Linked DNA regions of Mus musculus: region 2 is linked to region 1. The links are chromatin loops, found by intact Hi-C in ENCODE. Cell type or tissue: left cerebral cortex. All regions are shown on one strand.

The links. Hi-C counts contacts between places; a loop is a spot of excess contacts. Peaks named below come from ENCODE experiments on the same cell type or tissue, not always from the same donor. Only the 100,000 strongest peaks of a DNase experiment are listed, where the experiment ranks them.
Region 2: a loop joins it to region 1, with 2.3 times the contacts of the local background. A loop is called at or near these places in 2 of 42 quality-filtered maps.

What each region holds. Positions count from the first base shown.
Region 1 is chr1:56,126,285-56,134,284 of GRCm38, forward strand. No RefSeq gene overlaps it. Among named protein-coding and RNA genes, the nearest start is that of 1700003I22Rik, 110 kb to the left of the region's middle. In left cerebral cortex, no CTCF peak of the experiment used is centred here; DNase peaks (open chromatin) are centred at 3,701 and 4,870; H3K4me3 peaks cover 553 bases; H3K27ac peaks cover 1,970 bases.
Region 2 is chr1:56,237,047-56,245,046 of GRCm38, forward strand. No RefSeq gene overlaps it. Among named protein-coding and RNA genes, the nearest start is that of 1700003I22Rik, 220 kb to the left of the region's middle. In left cerebral cortex, no CTCF peak of the experiment used is centred here; DNase peaks (open chromatin) are centred at 3,356, 5,470, 7,274 and 7,842; H3K27ac peaks cover 1,462 bases.

The DNA of each region.
Region 1 (8,000 bases):
AGTGTTTGTGTTTCCAGATATGGTCCTGGTCATAGTAAACCACTGTTGTTCGTGTTGTTGCCATTGTAGTTGCTCTCTGGTTTCCCTTGTAGTCTCTTATATTTAACTGCATGAGTTTGGAACAGAGTGACAGGGCAGAGGATGGGGGCAAGTTAGGAATTCTTCATTGCTTTTCTAGGCTCAAATGAGATCTTGATGAGGCTGTCCTCAGGTTCATATATAGAAGTCCTTGCATTTGATAATGTATAGATTCTTGAAGATATAGAATTTTAGTAAGGTCTACCCTGGTTTCCATTTATAATGGGCTCCTAGTTCTCAAAAGCCAAATGCTCCAAAGATCCTTGCTTTTATGGTCTACTAGTATATTTGCTGTGAGGAGGGTAGAAGAAAAAGACAGAAGAATTTCTGCCATCTTAGCTGTCTCCTCACTTAGAGTCACTGCTTTTTACCTGAAGGTGGTGGTTACAGAACAAACCTCTTCTTATGAGATGCTCACAGCTAAATGGAATAGAAATGGTTTACAACTAAAATATTGTTCTTCAGTCATGACTTATTCATTGGCTTTATTTTCTTCATTATTTTATTCCAGCTATTTGCCTATGTGTCCTAAGTGTTCATGTCCTAAAGTCCTGACATAATATTGTGATGACTCAGTTCATGTGAGCTATATGGCAGTAGTCTGGCTGAGTTATAGGCAATGTGTTTAGACCCATTCATTCTTACAAATACATCAGGAATAGTGAGGCTCAAGCAATCTGCATAAATTGTGACTGGGTCCCTGAATGTTAATCGAAGTCCTTTGCAGTACCCTGAACAAGATGTTTGGGATATGTTAGATCAAAGAGTTCTTTGAAGTTTGGAAGTGCATCCTCACATCCCTACTTGACATACTGGCTTCAGACTTGCATCACCAAGAAATAAAACCACTAAGTCCCCCAGAGCCGTCTAGCATAGGCTGACCACTATTAACTGTTCTCTTCCTTTGGTCATTAAAACAATAGATTTAAACTCTAGTTGATCTCTTTTAGTTCAGGAACTTCACTGAGGGCCAAATATTACCCATAATAGAGTTTTACTGGACCTTACACAGCCACTTGTGTTGCTGGTTCTATCCTAAACAGCATGTCCTCAACGGAAAAGTAAATACAGCAAACCCTTTGGTTTTTAAAATGTGGTGGGCTGTAACCATTTGATGATGTATTGAATAATTTGTTGATAAATGGGAGAAGTAAGATCTCGCTCAAGTGTATCATTTGAGCTTAACATTGTCTTTGGATCACTTTGTTTCCCCACAGGAGTTCAGGTTCATCATGTCCTTTAAGACAAACTACTCTTGCTTTTATTCATAGAATAAAAGCCGAGTGATTAACACCCATCAATGAAAATGAATAGGATGGATCTAAATTAAACTCTTAGCAGTTTAATGTGAAATGTATTCATAGTGATTTCCTATAGTTTTAAAAGATTTCAAAATTTCCAGTCAAATCCTCCTTCTTGTATAAAAGCCCAAAATACTATCTTTTGGGTTCATTTAAGTGATGGCAAATGACTACTTCATTGGCATATGTTGCACAAACATCTTTCCTGCTGTTCATGGGCTTAATTTTCTCATCACATACCTCAGCATAATGCTTCACAGGACCTATTTGAATAGCATGGCACAAGCTTCTTTGATTCCTTTCTTTTAAAAATTTAGTAATTTTAAATGATTCATGGCAGCATAAAATTGTACACATTTGGTGGGTGTGTGCACAGAAAAGTTGTGATGCATGTATACACTGTATAATGTTTAATTCAAGGTAAAAGAATCCTGGAACTTATTACACTACACCATTTTCATGAAGTAAGAATAACTAATATTCAGGGATAAAACTGCTAACTGATTGCAGTTATCTGTCCATATTAGTAAGTAGCATAAGAGATGGAGGTGAGAGAGCTTGTTTCAATATGTTCAGGGAAAGAACTATGTGAAGATTCCAAGCTCACATGCTGTATGAGAACATTAGCTGCTTTTCTGTATGCATTTAGAATGGAATTATCTGTAATTCCTTTTCTGGGGGGGGGGAATGCATGAGGGAATGTATTGTACATGGGAATTTAAACTTAGCATCCAATGTACATCCCTCATGATAACTCTGCTACTTAATGCAAAGTCTTAATAGATGCAGACTTTAATTATGTCAATTGTGTTAATGGAAAAATTTTGGTCCTGGTCTCAATGAATATCCTTCATAGTTTTATGCAATAAATGAAGCTACTTAAAAATAACAAGCCTCTTGACTTTGAACAACTCATTTTAAATGTGTGTGATGGTTTTCAACTTCAGCCTCATACAGTGATTACAATATGATTTTGTAACTGATGTTTGCTTTTGACCTCATAAGTAGCATATGCGTTTATGTACATGAACGTGTACAAGTAGGCATTGAGTCTTCCAAATGTGTCTTAATTCCAGTTAGTGTAAGTAATGGCAATATTGTTCATTTCTCCTAAAGCTAATTAACTTGTTTGTTTATTGTGTCTTGTGACAGGCTCTATAATCTCAAGCTGGCCTTGAATTCATAGTGTTCTTCTTGCTTCGCCCTCTTAAGTACTGGGGTGACAGGGTAGGAACCCCTATAGCCAGCTCTACGATTAAGCTTAGTAGGTAGTTAGCTGCTTAAATATGTGGCAATGAGGACATTCCTAATCACTTAAGTAGCCTCAGAAGAAAGTGTTAATAACATGGGCACATCACTATTCACTTCAAAGATTCTATTTATTACAAGAAAGATGTTATAATTTTAACAAAACTAGTATGCTGTTTTATTTCATTAAACTCATGGATATACAGAAAAAATTGTTTTAAAGCCATATTCTTCTGTTTCTTTGGTAGCAACTAGTGTTGTACTATAACCACCTTTAATCTGTATTGTCATGTAATATTAGAGTAATGAACAGCATCATATACACTTTGTTCCAACAAGTCAGCAATGAAATTTCTGGATGCTCGTAAGATGCTTTCCCATTACATAGGCCTATAGAATATGTGCACTTCACACAGGTGTTTGTTTTGCATTTTCTTAGCGTTAAAGCACACTGACATGATAGACCAAAAAAAAAAAGATGTCTTTTCTAGGTCCAGGCTCTTCTTCATTTCCTAATTTGGTGTATTTTCATCAATAGCTCCCCCCCCAAAAAAAAGAGTGTGATTGTTTTTGTAGTTTATTTTAGTGAGATGCAAATTAGAAGTGTTAGAGCTAATCAATGCCACCAAAATCATTCTTTTAAATAACCAGGACATGAACTCTTTAACAAGATTCACTCAGTTCTATTTATAGTTCCCCCGAGCTATGAACTATTCGTACACCCATGTTTCTGCATAATGACTTTTCAATGTGGTTTCAGTAATCATTCCAGAAGGCACAATCTCAAAATATCTATATGCATAAAGAATATATTTAAAATAAAGGCTAAATTGGCTGGCCATGCATTAAACCATTTGCCTGTGAAATCATTTTGTGAAATATCTCCAAACAGGAGACGCTCCAGCCGAGGGGACACAGCAAACAGGTTTTTTTCCCCTTTTCTCTTACCATATTGTATCGCCATGCCTTCTTTTGGAAGTAAATCTTCCTCCAAGTGTCCTCTTAGACGCGTCTTCCTTCCTCTTCTACGATGACAAGCCATTTTGAGAACATGAATTTCATTTAATCTACATGGGATTAGAAGAGATAGACTCACTCTCAAATGACTTGCCTTTAAATACTTAATAGCTAAAATGAGAGGCGCTGATGATTCTGTAAAGGAAGTATGTTAGCACCAGCGTCTCCCATTTTAGAGACAGACGAGTTCTGCAGAAAGGGAGATGAGCTTCCGTGGAAGGGTGCTGTTCTGAACGGAAGGTTCGCCTCCTTAGCTAAGGCTTTGGAGGAGGACATTTTACAAGCCGCATCCTGAGCTTTAGAATAAAAATGAATTCCTTTCTTAAGAGCTTTCCTTTCATGAGAGCATGTGTAGGCTCTTTTCACATAAATGAGTAATACTTGTATAATTAACCTGATCTTTTACAGGACAATATCATAACAAGTTTGTGGTATTGCTACCATCTTTCTATCTGTCTGAGTGTAAAGAGAATCCAGATCTACTTATCCATGTGTTCAGGACTCTAGCCACTGGGAAGAATCTTCAAGCTTCACACTCTTAATTTTAATTTTCCTTCATTTCCTTTCTCCAAATAATATTGCTTTCTTCAATCATTAGTCACGTTAGTTTAATAATAATTCTTTGTGCTCAATTGTATGGCTTTTTGTCTTAAATTTTATTATAAACGAGTCCTTGGAATTCATCTCTGACGCATGTTTACCAATAGAAAAGTATTCAATTAATTTAATTAATTCCAATTGCTCTTAAAATTATATTTTATATGCTAGCTTAGCTGCTCATATGCCTCTAGAAAATAACATGTGGTCCTATAAACTCAGCTGTTTTCTGGATGACGTTTTAAGCAATTTTCACTGTGGACTGAGGAGAAAGTCATTTATGCAGCAAGAATTTTAATGAAGACTGAGCACAACAAGCAAATACAGATTCACAATTTTGTTTGCTAATTTCTCACACTAGCATGAAATAATATTGTGTGTCCTATCTCTGCTATCTAAATGGGCCTATGTGTTTTAAAAGAATGCATGAGGCTAAACATTTAGGAGCTGAAAAACTTTGATTCAGAGGAGAGGCACATTTACAGCCTCTGGATGAAAATACCCGCTCACTGTCTTGTCCAGATAACAGAGTATTCATAGGCATCTCATCTGATAAACACACCTATTTTACTTATATAAGCACATGACATCATCGTTTAAGCCCGACCGATTTCTAAGCACTGCAGCTGTTACAAGTTATTTAGAAGTCTAATTTGAGCAGAATGTGTCACGCCAACTTTGCTCACACTAGCTCGCACAGGCAGTATTCACATTAAAACTTTCACCTCTATTAAATAGCAACAGTTCTTCAAAAAATTCCAACACTCTATGCTTAACGACTAAATAAAATATGTGTCTTTGAGGAGTAATGTGCCTGTTTTATTTTTATTCCTTGAGGCGAATCTTGTATTGAGTGGTGCAGCTTTGTTACCCTGCTGTCATTTTAATCGGTTCTCAAAGATGCATGTGGTGCTGGGTGGCTTGAGACTCCCTGCCTCAGTGCTTCACTCTTCCTGAGTCAAGGGGGAAACCTTGCTGACTTTGTTTTCGATAGAGGTCATACAGATATAGCCATCAATATTGAAACAGCATTTTCTCACACAAGCAGAAACTTTAATAGCGTCTACAAGGGTTTGCTCCTAAGGGAGGCTCAATTCAAAATGGCACAGACCATCTGTTGTTGTGGTGGGATTTTTAAGTTCCATTGTAGTGCTCTCTCTCTCTCTCTATCTCTCTCTCTCTCTCTCTCTCTCTCTCTCTCTCTCTCTCTCTCTCTCTCTCTCTCTCTCCCTCTCTCTAATCATCTCATAAAGTGACATTTTATAACCCATTGTTAGATTTCAGGTTGACTAGCTCATAAAAACATAGCAGGTCTTCAAGCCTACAGACAAGTACACAGTATCACCGGATCACTGAAAAAAATTCAAATTTGCACATTAGAGTCAAGTAGTTGATTATATTGTTTTTATAGTAGTTTCTAGAAGAAAACTATTGCCCTATCCTTGGAGAAATTTGGAACACAAGAAAGCTGTAGCAGGGCCCAGACTGGTGGCCATTGATGACTATTATATACACCTGAATATCCTGAGCTCAGAGGAATGCTAACTAAATTAATCATTGGGGACTGAGTCCTTAATAGGAGCTTAATATCCTGCTAGATGCCAGAGCTATAGATACAGTTTGTTCACTTTAAATCTGTGTCAATGAAACAATGTTTTTTATAGATGTTTTGCCAGTATATATGTCTATGCACCACATGTCTGTTGTCCATGAATGGCAGAAATGGCCATTTGATCTCCTGAAACTACAATTATAGAGAGTTGTGAGCTTCTGTGTGGGTACTAGGAATTGAGCCCAGGTTCACTGGGAGAGTTTCCAGTGCTCTTAACCACTGAGCCATCATCCCCTTTTAGTAAAAGAAAGAAAAATTATTTGGGATTGACTTAAATATTCTCCCAAACTCTCAGGCCAGATTTGGTAAAAAGGAAATTATTTCTTATGTACAGAGAATGTACATGCCTTTCGGAAGTAGAAATCATTGTGTTATTTTGTTTCATTGACACATAATAGGCTTAACGTTAACAAACTGTATTGACAGCTCTGGTATCTAGAAGGACATTAGGTTCCTATTAAGGACCCAGTCAATACCAGGAAGGGCTAAGGAGGGAAGGAAATGGAACAAGGATAGAGAAAGGGTGAATGGGAGTTGGAAAGATCAAGTCAGAGAAAGAGGAAAAGAGGAAGGAAAACTACAATGAAAAGCAAAATGTTCCAAAGCTCATTAAAAATTATTGAACCTACAGACTGACAACTCTAATAAAAGATGTTATGACATTTAATCCACAAACTAGTAGAAATGTATTAAAAACTGAATATCAGGGCGCTAGAGATATGACTCAGTGGTTAAGAGCATGGACGACTCTTCCAGAGGTCCTGAATTCAATTCCAGCAACCACATGGTGGCTCATAACCATCTGTCATGTGATCCTGATGCCCTCTTCTAGTGTGTCTGAAGACAGTGACAGTGTATTTATATACATAAAATAAATTAATCTCCAAAAAGTTGAATATCAACACTCTGGTAAGTTCTCTGAGAACTACCTACATCAGCTTCTGGACTTGTCATTCTTATTTTGAGTCTAGAATCCAGCTGGTTTTTAAGTCACATGATTTCAGCTGCTTCAAGATTGTGTCAACACAGTACTGCTGATGAATAGTACTCTTGGTAAAAGTGCAATGACGTCTGCAATAAGACTCTTCAGGCCACACTGAAGGTATCATGGCCACAGGTTGCTCTAAACTATTAATCATTAGCAAACATTTTTGGACTATGGCAATTTCGATATCTAAACTTCTCTTTTTAATCCACTTCAATTTATCTTTACAAGATTATGGCAAAGCATGTTAAACCAGACCATTTGAAGAATGACATGCACTTCTGCAATATGTTCCCTATTAAACATAACTTACATGTTCCCCTTGGTTTCAAAAGCAGGCACGAAGCTTAGAAATTATAGGTCACCTCAAGTATATAATGAGAGCAAGCAATCACAAAAGGCAGAAGCCAATGTATTGCTGCCTTTTATTTTGGCTCTGAATTGAGATAGGAATTCTTTCTATATATTAAAATCTAGATTAGGGCAGACTATTGCCTTATATCTTTTCCTATTGCTGTGATAAAATACCATGGCCATAGCAACTTATAGAAGAAGTTTACTTGAGCTATGATTCTAGACAGAAACTATGGCAACAAGTGGCATATGTGGTAGGAACCAGGAAGTTGGGACCTCACATGTTGAACTAAAAAAGTAAAATAGAAAACCGAGAAGCAATGGTGTGACCCTTTGACATTTGAAAGCCTGCTTACGATGACAAACTACATCCAACAAGATCATACCTCCTAAATCCCACAAGTAGAACCACCAACTGGGAGATAAGCATTTAACTCTCCATGACTATGGGACACTTTTTTATTGCTTTTGGGATTATAATATAATTACAACATTTCAGCCCGCCCTTCCCTACCTCCAAACCACTCCATATACTACCTTACTTTCCTTCAAATTCATCGCCTCTTTTCCCCACAATGTTATTGCATGCATATAGTTATGTGTATATATACATATCTTACTAAATATAACTTGCTCTTTTCATATAATGTTTCCTATTATGCATATTTTCAGGGCACATTTTTATTTAAATCATCATAACTATCTTTTAAACCCAGGTCCCTCCCCAAACCAATCTTTGTCTACCTTCATGAATTATAATAATAAATACTGAATGGAAGAGAGAAACCTTAAAGAGTATCAGTCCATA
Region 2 (8,000 bases), 110 kb after region 1:
AATTCTAAATACCTATTTGAGGCAAATAAACTTTGCACATCATTAAAAAGAGGAGTTGGAAATAGAGCGCCAAATCACTCCAGGACAGAAAGAGGTCTTCTTTTCAAATGAACCAACATAGGAACTAACGAAATAGATGTCCATCGTTTGGCTATGTTCTGCAGAGCATGTGCCATCCTGAGTCTCCTTCAAGACAAATATTTGAAAGCTTCTTTCAGAGGATCAAAGTTCTATCTTTTGATGAAATCAAGACCAGTTCTTTATTATCTGTGGCTCTGGGCCTGACCTGAGCTGATAAGTCATGATGTGGTTATTTAGTTGTTATTTATTAGTTATTTAGTTATGACTTGGTCACTTTGGTTTCTTTTCATCTTAATAAAAACACTATAAAAGCTATTTTCCCCAGGAACCAATTCTTGGTAGGATCCCCTTCCCAAACTCTTGGTTTCTAGAAAAATATTTTCTCAGATAAAATGAAGACCAATCTGTTTTTTTTCCTACATTATTTCAGAATTATATTGAAAAAACTGATCATATTTTGTAATTATATATTTTTCTGTTAGGGTAGAACATTGCTCAGTATGTCTAGTGAATCACAGCTAATTTAAGATTTATTTAAAATTCAAAGTTCATGAAGAAAAAAATTGATGAAAGCATTGCCAATTGAACTTAGAGTGTGTAGTATCTGGCTAAATGTATGGTGTTTCTAAGGTACTAAGAGAAAACTACCATTGGAACTACAATCATCGTTCACAGTAAACACGATTTTTCTCAAAGGCTGCTACACAGTGAAGATAAAATTGTGCTTGCAGGGTTTCTGCTTATAACTAAAACAAATATGTAACAAAGACTCTCACACTTTGTTTGCTCATATCGTGACACGTGGCATGTTTTTGTGTGAGGCATTTATAACTTCCACTGGTTAAAGCGTTCCACTGGGCATGAAATACACACACCTTGCAGCTTTGATGTTAAATATTAAATTGAAACATTGTTTTTAGAGACAAAGGGCTCAGTGTGCTTAGCATGCACAAGGCTCTGGGTTCAGTTCCTAATAACACACATTAGAAAACACACTTTCACAAAATCATCAACTTAGTTGATGGTCCAGGCCTTCTGATTTTATGAAACTATGAATATGAAATCATAGGGTTAAAAGTATAAATATATTATTTACTAATACCATGATAAATGCTATGTATCTGTGATATAATATAAAATTTACTAGTACAGTACATGTGAAGTGCTGTATAAAATAAAATATTTGATGTTCAATGTTTGATATATCATGTAATATTCATTATAATACATTTGAGATATTTAGAAATGTACACTAATGGAACCAACCCACAGCAACTACCCAGCCGTGCAGTAGTGATATAAAATACTTCACAATACATTCACAAATAGAAAATGCTATTAAATAATACCTTTCATTGAAGAAGTAAGAAGTGGCGACTGACTTCAAAAGTCCTCATCATTTCGGAATATCAGTGTCCCTCTGTCTTGCACTACATATCTATAGTAGAAGAAACTCAAATAACTCTAAAGAATATGTAAACTTTTGTGCGTTATACTCCCTAAAACACTAATGGCCTGGAATGATTGACAACTTAACAACGTTTCCATACCAGCTTTCTAGGTATTCTAAAGCAATTTTTTCTCCCTAGAAATATTTCCCAACCACGTCACAGAAGAAAACACATGATATGCACTCACTGGTAAGTGGATATTAGCCCAGAAGCTCAGAATCCTTTTTAGAAGGCAGAACAAAATACCCATGGAAGGAGTTAAAGAGACAAAGTTCGTAGCAGATACTGAAGGAACAACCATCCAGAGACTGCCCCACTTGTGGATCCTTCCCATAAACAACCACCAAACCCAGACACTATGGCAGATGCCAACAAGAGCCTGCTGACAGGAGCCTGATATAGCTGTCTCCCGGGGGCCTTTGTCAGTGCCCGGCAAATACAGAAGTGGATGCTCACAATCATCCATTGGATGGAGCACAAGGTCCCCAATGAAGGAGCTAGAGAAAGGACCCATGGAGTTGAAGGGGACTGAAGCCCCATAGGAGGAACAACAGTATGAACTAACCAGTACCCCCAGAGCTCCTTGTGACTAAACCACCAATCAAAGAAAACACATGGTGGGACTCATGGCTCTAGCTGTATATGTAGAAGAGGATGGCCTAGTCAGTTATCGATGGGAGGAGAGGCCCTTTGTCCTGTGAAGGTTCTATGCCCCAGTATAGGGGAATTCCAGGACTGGGAATGGAAGTGGGTGGGTTGGGGAGCAGGGGTATTGGGGGGTGATAAGGGATTTTTGAGGGGGAAATTAGGAAAGGGGATAACATTTGAAATGTAAATAAAGAAAATATCTAATAAAAAATAAAAAAGAAATATTTCCCTTGAGTTTTAGAAATAACTCAAAGTCACAATGACAACAATCTGCATGGTTCAAATATCTGCCATGTAATACAAAACTAGCACACAATTTTATGCTGTTTTCTGGGGAGGGGGGCAAGTGCACCCTGTCCCTGGATAGATCATATCACCACATCTAGAAAAGAAGTAGATAGAAACTAGCTCAACAACTTCACTGCACCCAAACCATTTGCTCTGAGTCATAGAATAACAGACCAAGTTGAAAAATGTATTCTCTAATCCGTTGAACCAGAACCGCATACCCAGAAGCTGGTTTGTGGCATAAAAGTAACCAAAAAGTTGATCTGCATCTCAGCTCACAGAGCTTAAGATATGACATGTCACAGAGTCTCTTAGCTTCTGTGATTGCTCGCTCCACATGCTGCCATTTACAGTGCATGCTATACAGTAAATCTATTTTCTGTCAAGATAGGCTGGGTTTTCACAGCTCTGCACGTGGCATCCAGTCACTCTTCTTGGCTCTTCTTGCTTATCATGGCGGAGTCTTGATTTTTTGGCTGATTGCCTCCAATATGTTCAATTTTGGATGATTTTTAGAGTAGGACTGTGAAATGAGGCCCTAGCGAAGTGAAAAATGTATAGGTTTCCTTATAGGGCTTGTGGGAATCAGCCTGCTTCAGAAGCATCATTTTGAAATTATAATAGTATCTCAAGCATTTGTGATACAGCTTTAGAGGGCAGGAAGGAAGCCCAGCAGCAGGGAAAGGATGGAAATGAATGAGTGACATTCAGAGTTTCTGCTGTTGCTGTCTACTGTGCAGCTATGTGCTTGCTTATTTATCTGGTACATGTCTCACTTTTCAGTTAGAATGTTTAATCAAAAAGTAATATTTATGGGCCATACTTGTGGTTCAGTGAAGAAAGGCATCTGTAGCCAAGCCTGAGAACTCAAGTTCCATCCTTGGGACCCATACTTTGGAAGAAGAAAGCTAACTTCTGGGAGTTGTTATGTGACTTCTTCATCTGTGTCACAGCATACCACACTACCCACATACACTTCTGTAACTCACACTTTTCCAAAACTGGTTAGTATCAAAAAATGCAAATTGTGGTCCATTGAAATGTGTCTTTCTCTGAATCCCAAATTAGCAATTTCATTCTAATTCCTTTTGCTATGTCAGCGTAGCTACTATATTTTTCAGTTCTCACCTTTAAAGTCCAGGGTCTCCTTTCACCATAATATAATTTTTCCTAATGAAACTTGTTATTTGTGGTTATTGGTGCAATGCCGACTATGTCATCTTTCTGAGATAGTAACCCAGGGCAAGATCCAAGGAATACTTCATAGAGCTTACCTGAGAGAACGCAGTACAACCTGGGGAAGCAGCAGTATCTAGGCCACTGTGGCATAATAGTTAAGTAACCAATAATTTAGTCAAAGTTTAAATAGAAAGGGGAGATCAGCTTGTCATATAGAAAAATTTTCTGAAAGATGACAGGGAATAGAAATGAAAGAAATAGTGTTTAATGTTCATCTCCCTTCTCCTTATTTTTTAATTTTTCTCTGACTCATATTTGAATGCTTGTGAGGATATGTTTCATACCAATACAGTTTTTTTCTTTCTCTTGAAATAGATGTACAAATAACATCCAAGTACTACAAAAATGACACTGGTATGAATGGCAGAAATTACATTGTAAGAAAGTTCAAGCTAAGTAGGAGCTAGAGAATGTAAACTTCATTCCAAATGCAGATGGCAAAGAAGACTTTGATTGGGGAAACAGTTAATAAGAGCAGGTCATATTGTGATGGAGAGAGGAGCACAGTCTTGCTTGAGTCCACTAATTTCCTATCCGAGCAGCTAAAGGGTAGAAGTAGAGCATCTCTAATGATCTGTCTTCAAAGTAGTCAGCCCACATGGTTATGAATTCCCCATGCAAAGATAGAATGGAATTATAGAGTCAGCCCCTGCTCCTTCTCCCTCTATGTCTTCCTTCATCCTTCCTCTCTTCTTTCCTCCTTTCATGCTTCCTCTTCCCTCCTTCCTCCTTTCATGCTTCCTCTTCCCTCCTTCCTCCTTTCATGCTTCCTCTTCCCTCCTTCCTCCTTTCATGCTTCCTCTTCCCTCCTTCCTCCTTTCATGCTTCCTCTTCCCTCCTTCCTCCTTTCATGCTTCCTCTTCCCTCCTTCCTCCTTTCATACTTCCTCTTCCCTCCTTCCTCCTTTCATGCTTCCTCTTCCCTCCTTCCTCCTTTCATGCTTCCCTCCTCTCCTCTTCCCTCCTTCCTCCTTTCATGCTTCCCTCCTCTCCTCTTCCCTCCTTCCTCCTTTCATGCTTCCTCTTCCCTCCTTCCTCCTTTCATGCTTCCTCTTCCCTCCTTCCTCCTTTCATGCTTCCTCTTCCCTCCTTCCTCCTTTCATGCTTCCTCTTCCCTCCTTCCTCCTTTCATGCTTCCCTCCTCTCCTCTTCCCTCCTTCCTCCTTTCATGCTTCCCTCCTCTCCTCTTTCCTCCTTCCTCCTTTCATGCTTCCCTCCTCTCCTCTTTCCTCCTTCCTCCTTTCATGCTTCCCTCCTCTCCTCTTTCCTCCTTGTGATTCATCAAGAAATTTGGTTTTACAAAAATCTATGGAGATGGCTACAGGCAGAAGAACAAGCTGACTTAGAGATTTCATTAAAATCTGTGAAACTGGAAAAAAAAGGCTTTAAAGGATATGTTTGTCAATCACTCAGTAATTGAGAAGTAGGAAGTGCGGCTGTGGAGTATTATATATGCAGCCATTCAATTAACTCAGTTCCCTGAGTCCAAGAAAAACAGAGAATGAGACAAGTGAAAAAGTGCCATTTTGGATCATCTGGATAATTAATTTAGACTTCTAATTTGCAAACTACTCTAGTGATTGTGGCAATAAATGTCGTAGCTGTGTTCACCTACTGTGTGTCGGCCACCTTGCTGGTGTTCGACATATTGTTACCTAAGCAGTGCACATTGCGCCTCAGATCCAGTTTACAGATGAGTCAGTACTGCACTTATCCAACAGATCTTTATGGAATAACTACGGTGTGAGGGTTGCTGCTGAGTATTGAAGTCATGGTGATTATGCAAATGCATATAACCATGCTGTCCTGCTCAATCCCTCCCACACCCACTTCTAAGCGATGCCCAGGCATCTGGGCGGGTCAGTAACATGCCACTGCAGCCCAGTCTGGATGGCCAAAGCTGTTTTGCCTAACGTGCAAACAGCCTTACTACATAGTGGAATTATGAATGAAATAGGAAGATTAGAAAGAAACGCCAAGATAGATGTAAGCATGAGATAATTCTCAGTGTGTCTGAGGGGTGTAGCATAAAACATAGGACACAGTGTCTTTGCACTGTTTGGTCACATCTACACCATTCACCTTAATGATCACAACTAGGGTGTGTACACTGAAAGAAACAAGAGAGACTTCAGAGAAACTCACCTACACAGTACTGTCCATCCTCATTTCTTTCCAGCCTGCTGATGCAAAGCCTAATATGTACTGCGTCTATATGCTTGCGGAGTCATTCTGTTTAATTTTCAAACCCTATCTTCTCTTGGACAATTCATTCCTTTATGTTGAGGACCATACAGTTTTGGTGTATAAAGACAACAGCTTAGAATATGCAGCAAACAATACCCAAGAACAGGACAAAACTAATGATGCAGGATGTAAGAAACTGATTATGATGGGTACAAAGAGACTGGATTGGCAGAGGTGACTTACAGCCTGAATTTTATGGTGATCACAAGACAATACATTTGTTAAAAAAAGGTTAAAATGTATACTTAAATTTGTTAAACTTTGTACTATGTATAGTATTTCTGTCTATGATGCCGGCAGAGAGTTGTGTACTTGAGTTTTAATACTAGTTTAAAAAATGAAGTGATATTCTATTTCTAATTTGTTAAAAAATTATATATACATATATAATATAAATACATAGTTATGCACATGTATAATATATGTAGCATAGTGTATATGCACATACATACATACATATATAGCATCTAAACACATTTACATGTCTATATAATTTTAAACAAGTATAAAGTGGTAAAATCATTATATGTCTTCTATTATACTGGAAGCAGATTATGATTAATAATAATGTATTTTACATTCCAAAATAGCCAGAGAAGGACTTGTATATGTCTACATATGTCAATACATAAAACATTTCTGAATCTTAAAATTATATCTGAGGAATATAGCATACAATTGAAAGAGTGAAATATATAAAACCATAAGTTAATGGAACTTGAGAAAAAGATTAACCATTATATTTCATGTGAATTCTAATTCAATTTAAATTATTCTTCAAAATAATCAATACTTTTCTGCAGTGAGCAGAATTATTAACATATTCTTACTGAACTGGCCTCTAAAATAGGTCAACTGTTATCAGTTATTACTCATTAAAATATTAATACATCTTTAAGATAAGAGCTAATAATTAAGTGAGACTACAATATAAAGTTTGGGAATGCTTTAAGGGAAAGACCACAGTGTTATGTGCTATGAGAGATAAAAGCAGAAGGGTCAGTTTGCTTAAAGATGCAGGGTTATCTTCATTATTGTCTGTTTATTCCATAAAACTGAATTGTGTAGGAAAAGAAGGTTATAAGTCAGAGGTTCTGTTGGAACCAATTTAGTTTTGCTTTGGGGGCTTAGCAAACTTGGATGTTCTGATCTTGGATAGTGCTGGTAGCCCCTAAAGAGGCTGTTTCCTTCTATTACTAAGGTCCCCGAGACAAACAAGGCTCACTGATGAGATCCTGAAGCCGCAGGCATACGTGTCCTTATTGGATTTTATTAAAAACAAAAATGATTATCATGTTTATTTTAAAAGCATGTCTACATTTTCTATAAAGACCTAGGAATGAGCCTACTTTTGCCTGAGCACAGGCTGATGGTGTGGAGACCTGGGGTTCAGACTGTAACATTGCTGCTGGGAATGGGTCTCAGAAGCGAGTCATGGACTGTGAAACAGAGCAAGGTACTACTGTGTGAACTGACAAAGAAAAAGCAGTGTAGGGTAAAAACATTGACATGTTCAGTTAAAAATAATCCTTCAAAAGGCCAAAGTTAACAGTTAAAACTGTTTTTTTAATCTAGAAATTGGCAAAAGATTTATCTAAAATGTTTATATTTTTGCCACCCCATAAATCAAAATTAGTTTTCCATTAAAAAAGTTGGATCAGAGATGACAATCTTCTTGCCAATTTTTAGCTAAATGCAAATGGAAACATCTGAGATTTTAAACTGAAAACTGAAGTTTATAGATACATAGTAAAACTACTGCCTGCGAGTGTTATATTGTGAGATACGAATAGCATATGCAGTGGTGAATTAACAGTCATTTCAGATACAGAAAACAATTAATTTTCTTTTAGGAAGTCCATAATCCCAACCCCAAAACCTATGTTGGTTTTAATGCCTGGGCCCTTTAATGTTGACAGGGACAGTTTGTATCGTCTGTTTATTCTTCGAGTTTCACTGAAACTCCTTCAGGGTCCATAGACAAAGCCATTTCCTTCTGATCTGCCCTCCTATCACCTTGCCATCTTACTGTTGTACTTGGGAATGT